Regions from separate parts of the Homo sapiens genome. Here region 2 is linked to region 1. A link is an interaction called in ENCODE POLR2A ChIA-PET data of the cell type or tissue named here. Cell type or tissue: B cell. All regions are shown on one strand. Each heading gives the region's core, and the rest is flanking DNA. Links, peaks and the distances in the headings are about the cores only.

Evidence for each region. Peaks named below come from ENCODE experiments on the same cell type or tissue, not always from the same donor. Only the 100,000 strongest peaks of a DNase experiment are listed, where the experiment ranks them.
Region 2: POLR2A ChIA-PET joins it to region 1 with 8 read pairs; 7 of 35 experiments call an interaction of 5 or more read pairs at or near these places.

Annotation. Positions count from the first base shown.
Region 1 is chrX:129,771,586-129,774,501 of GRCh38, forward strand. No RefSeq gene overlaps it. Among named protein-coding and RNA genes, the nearest start is that of SASH3, 6.9 kb to the right of the region's middle. RefSeq lists an enhancer at 1,563-1,862. In B cell, for the core only: no CTCF peak of the experiment used is centred there; DNase peaks (open chromatin) are centred at 1,476, 2,286 and 2,466; H3K4me3 peaks cover 119 bases; H3K27ac peaks cover 2,500 bases.
Region 2 is chrX:129,831,563-129,834,478 of GRCh38, forward strand. The region is part of intron 3 of ZDHHC9 (zDHHC palmitoyltransferase 9); the gene reads right to left. Among named protein-coding and RNA genes, the nearest start is that of ZDHHC9, 11 kb to the right of the region's middle. In B cell, for the core only: no CTCF peak of the experiment used is centred there; no DNase peak of the experiment used is centred there.

The sequences.
Region 1 (2,916 bases), core at 166-2,665:
ACAAGTTCAATTCAGCTTCACCTTTGCAGGTAGGTAAGAAAAAGGTCTGGAACCCAAGTTTTATATATAAATAGCCAAAATTAGAAAGGCTCTAGAGCAAACATCTAATTTACGTCTTTCCAACTATGCTCCCGGGAGCCTGAGATGCCTCAGAAACACCACAGGGGCTGTCGAGGAAAACAGAGCTGCTGCACGAAGTAGCCCTGACGGGCTTCCCGTAAAATTGTACTTGAAGTAGTTGCAGGGCCAGCTTCACGGGTGTAGGACCTGTGCAGTCCCTCAAGACTTTGTGCTTACAAGGGCCCCATGCTTGGTTTAATGCTCGCCTGTCACTGTCTCAAAATTCTTGATAATTTTTAAGCAAGAGGCACCGGGCATTTTCATTTTGCACAAGGCCCGCAAAATTCAAGAGCCAATCCTGAATAGGAGCTCCATGACCAAACACACACACACACACACACACACACACACACACACACACACACACACAAAACCTGGTGCAGTCCTTTCAGTGTACAGATGGGAAAACTTCAACAGCAACCCAGGAAGAGGAAGGGACTTGTCCAAGGTCACACAGTCCAGTGGGGCCAGAGCAAGGACTAAATCCGCAGCATACTGACTCAGCTCCACAATGGCTCCGCTCTCGCTTTCAGTGTGTGCTTCTGTCACTCCCTTACTGCCTCTAATGACCCACTGAGGCCCAAGGAGACCTGTTGAAGGTCACACAGCTGTGACAACAATGGTGACGGCGGTGTTGAGCCACGTTCCTTCAAGCTTCAAATCTGAATAGAAAAGGGCATAGGTAAGATGATAGGTAGATAGGTACATACACAAATCATCTAAATAGCTCCTTTTGTTTTTTGTTTTTTTTTTTAGAGAGAGGGTCTTGCTCTGTCACCCAGGCTGGAGAGCAATGGCACCATCATAGCTCACCGTAACCTTGAAATCCTGGGCTCAAGTGCTTCTCCCGCCTCAGCCTCCTGATTAGCTAGGACTACAGGCATGCACCGCCATGCCCGATTAATTTTTTTTTTAATTTTTATTTTATAGAGATGATGTCTATGTTGCCTAGGCTGGTCTCAAATTTCTGGCCTCAAGCAATCCTCCTGCCTTGGCCTCCCAAAGTGCTGGGATTACAGGTGTGAGACAATAGTTCATTTTTTAAAATGATAACTAACTCAGCCTTTGCTGGTTTGCCAGTCAGCTGGTTCCAGCTGTGTGTGAGTTGGGACCTCAGAAGGGGCTGGGCTGGCTACTCTTCAGCCAGCTAAACCACGTCAGCAGTGAATTTTACCAACTCACTGGGTGCTTCCTCAAATCAGTGGTTGGGCACTCTTGGCACCAAAAAATATATATATATAGAAGTGCGAAAGATTCAGTAGCAACCGTTTCCTCCCTGTCCGTCCCTGCTCCTCATGGCTCGTCACAGCCAGGAGGGGGAGGTGCTCCCCAAACCCCAAGCCAGCTAGCCTTTGCCCAGAGGCCGGCCCATCTCTTCACTTCCTTGTTTCTTTGTGAAACAGGAACTGAGCAAGCAGCTTAAGTCGGGTAGGATGGGTGGTTGAGAAAGCCCCAGTGGTCCGTGGCAAGTCCACGAAGCTGAAAAGCTGGTTTCTCTCCCAGCGGGTCCCAGGCAGCTTCAGGCCCTCTTGTTTGTCACACCTCTTGTGTTCTAGAACAACTTGGGGTGAGGGATGCACTCTTGACAAGGTGGAGACATAGGATATGGGCCACAGGGTCACGTAGCAGAGATTCAGATGCGGACCTCAAGAGACATAGAAGCAGGTGCCAGGCCGGGCATGGTGGCTCACGCCTATAATCCCAGCTCTTTAGGAGGCCAAGGTGGGTGGATCACCTGAGGTCAGGGGTTCGAGACCAGCCTGGTTTGGCAACATGGTCGGCAACATGGTGAAACCCTGTCTCTACTAAAAATACAAAAAATTAGCTGGGTGTGGTGGCAGGCGCCTGTAATCCCAGCTACTCGGGAGGCTGAGACAGGAGAATCTGGGAGGCGAAGGCTGCAGTGAGCCGAGATCTTGCCACTGCACTCCAGCCTGGGCCACAGAGTGAGACTCTGTCTCAAAAAAAAAAAAAAGAAGAAGAAGAAGATTCCAAGGGGACACTAAGGGAGAAAGCGGCAGCTCCTAACGGTCACCAAGGCCTTCCTGGATTTAGCAAGGGGAGAAACTCCAGGTGGAGTCTGAAGTGAACTGATGTGGAGTCACTCACCAGGTACCCAGCACTTTCCACTAGCTGGGGCACTGGGCTGAGAGCACTCCCTCTATGCATGTCACCTGAGTAGTAACCCTAGTCACACACACCCACAAGAAAGGCCCACATTATCACTGTTACCATCTTCACTAAGGCTCATTGCAGGTGAGGTCACTTGCCCAAGGTTATGCAGCCAGTAGGTGACCATACAACAATCTGAATCCAATCAGGACAACCTGACTCCATTTCTGAGAGGTGTTCTGTTCCTCCTCTTCCCTGGAGCCCTGGACAATTGTCCCCATGGGGGAGGGGCCCACTGATCAGAGAGGTTTGTCCTTGTAACCTTGGGACAGAGATTTATGCAGAGTAGCCCAGCCCCTACTTGTCCCCCATAGAAAGTGCACCCCCCCACCAGTGAGTCATGAGTGTGTTTTAATCTGAGCACCAAAGTCCAGCCTCCTCTTCTGATGGTAATTGACAGAGCTACCAGCAGGTGTTTTTTGTTTTGTTTTGTTTTAAAACCAAGACCTTATCACGAGTTCAGAGTTCCAAAGATCACTGTCTTTCCCTCCCCTCCCATCAGCCCCTGCCACCAGATGCCCACTCTGTGTGTGTTGTATGTGGGCATGAGGAATGGGCGCAAGAGTCACCTGCCCTTGTCTCCTTGCTTTCCTCTGCCCGCCTTCTCCCTCCTGCAATTTTGCT
Region 2 (2,916 bases), core at 153-2,652, 60 kb after region 1:
GAATTACGCTATGCCATCAAGGATAAAGGTCTCTGTAATCTCCACACAGAGCATCTTCTGCACCTGCTAAAACAATCCACTCTGTATGTCAACAAGTACACAACAGGCCTATTGTATTGTTCTCCTCCAGAGATGAGGCTATTGGCAGCCAGTCGTCTCTAGTGAGTGGGTGTGGCTGGGAAGCCAGATGTGGGACTAGCAGGCCTTTCTACTCTGAGTAAGGGGAAACTTCGAGCGCCAGCCACTAAGACTATTGTGAACTACAACCCATAGTGTTTGTCTTCAAAAGTTATGATAAAAAATACCCCCACCGGGGGTATTGGGAAGGGAGGATTGGGAAGATGTTTGTCAAAGGACATAAAATTTCAGTAAGGAAGAATAAGTTCATGAGATCTATTGCCCAACATGCGGACTATGGTTAATAACACTATATTGTATACCAGAAAATTGCTAGGAGAGTAGATTTTAAGCGTTCTCACCATTAAAAAAATAAGTATGTAAGGTAATACATATGTTAATTAGCTTGATTTAACTATTCCAAATGTATAGATGTATCAAAACATCATATTGTATACATATATATCTTTGTATATATATCTTTATATATATATATAAAATATTTGTCAATTTAAAAAATACTTCAAAAATATCACCCTAGACTAATCCCATAATTGCTATAAGCTGGAAGTCTGTCTCTGACAAGAATAAGCTACGTGAAAGTTTGGTGGTAATTCCCAATATAGACCTCCAAAGTCAGGAGTATCCTCAAACATCACTAATTTGTCTTAGATAAAGATTAGATCAGCCAGGCACAGTCGCTCACACCTGTAATCCCAGCACTTTGGGAGGTCAAGGCAGGTGGATCATCTGAGGTCAGGAGTTCAAGACCATCCTGGCCAACATGGCAAAACCCCATCTCTACTAAAAACACAAAAATAAGGCCGGGTGCAGTGGCTCACGCCTGTAATCCCAGCACTTTGGGAGGCTGAGGTGGGTGGATCACAAGGTCAGGAGATCAAGACCACCCTGGCTAACACAGTGAAACCCCGTCTCTACTAAAAATACAAAAAATTAGCCAGGCGTGGTGGTGGGTGCCTGTAGTCCCAGCTACTTGGGAGGCTGAGGCAGGAGAATGGTGTGAACCCGGGAGGTGGAGCTTGCAGTGAGCGGAGATCGTGCCACTGCACTCCAGCCTGGGTGACAGTGCAAGACTCCGTCTCAAAAATAAATAAATAAATAAATAAATAAATACATAAGCCGGACGTGGTGGCATGCACCTGTAATCCCAGCTTACTCGGGAAGCTGAGACAGGAGAATCACTTGAACCCATGAGGCGGAGGTTGCAGTGAGCTGAGATTGCACCACTGCACTCCAGCCTGGTGACAGAGCAAGACTCCACCTCAAAAAAAAAAAAAAAAAAAAGACTAGGTCAGATCTGTCATCCACGAATATAAGCTAATTGTTTCTGAAACTCCCTATATCACTCCATGGAATAATAATATCCATATACTTCTTAAAACAGAACTCTCCTGTATTCAAAGTACCAAGAGGCCTTTCTCCTTCCTGGGGATTAGAGTTCCTTTTCTCCCTTGTGAATTTTATAAATGCAACCATGTCCCAACTAAGTCTTCATTTCTGCCACCTGAAGAGACATCATCATTTTAAACCATCCTCTACTGACTTCTTGACTGTCCTCAGGCTACCATAGCTGGACTAGACAACTGGACTCCCACATGTCCCCTCAGGCGGCACGGTGGTACTGACCAGCAGTAACCATCAGTGCCAGGCTGGGCTCATGTGTCGTGTCCCATCCCCCATCCCTAGCATGCTAGTTCACTGGAGGGATGATGATAATGACACAGACTTCAATTCACATGAAAACACTCAGAAGAGATTCATGAGTAGAATGGGTAAGAATCTAGACAGAGAGCTATGCCTTACGGATTGGCAGCTTGGATTGGTGTTCTGTACAATACACTGCTTCTAAGTCTCCCTAACAGCTTTCTTGCTATGTTTTTTGGTTTGTTTGTTCTTTTATCAATGTAATCAGTCAGCCAACAAGTACTTGTTGGACTAACAAATGAAGAACAAGGGAAATAGGAGTTAATTTTGTTGGGGAAAACATAACTGAAATATGAAACAGCTAAAGAATAAGATGACCGATAATCAAGTGTTAGAATGGTGACTCAGCCTCTAAGGGCTGTAAGTGGTCAGGGAAGAGCTCTGTAGGGGAGCTGCTGGCTGCTTGAAACTGCTCCAGTAGCAGCTGGTAAGTATGGCTTTAAGGAAGAAGGCCCAAGGATCAGAGCCCCATGATACTCTTTGGTCACACATGGGAGAAATAAGCCTTTGCTATAATACCTCCCTGATATGGATGGCCATCTGTCCTCTTACTACCTACCTGCTACTTACTGAATGTCTGTATCCCTGCAAAATTCATATGTTGAAATCTTAACATCCAATGTGATGGATTTTGGAGGTGGGGCCTTTGGGGGGTGATTAGGTCACCTAAGGCTCCACCCTCATGAATGGGATTAGCATCCTTATAAAAGAAATCCTGGCAAGCTCCCTTGCCCCTTTGGCAAGGGAGAGAAGACAGCCATCTATGAACCAGAAAGCAGGCCTTCATCAGTCACCAAACCTGCAGGCATCTTGATCTTGTACTTGCCAGCCTCCAGAACTATGAGACACAAATTTCTGTTGTTTATAAGCCACCCAGTCGATGGTAGTTTCTTACAGCAGCCAGAACAGACTAAGACACTACCTCTAGAAGACAATAAACATGTAGAACCACCCATTAAGACTGTTTCAAGATTCTTCTGATGACCCTCAGAGTCTGCTGAGAGGGGAAGTTTCCCTTAACACTAAAAACATAATTTACAATCAGCCTCCAGATTTACTTCTATGTGAAGGTCA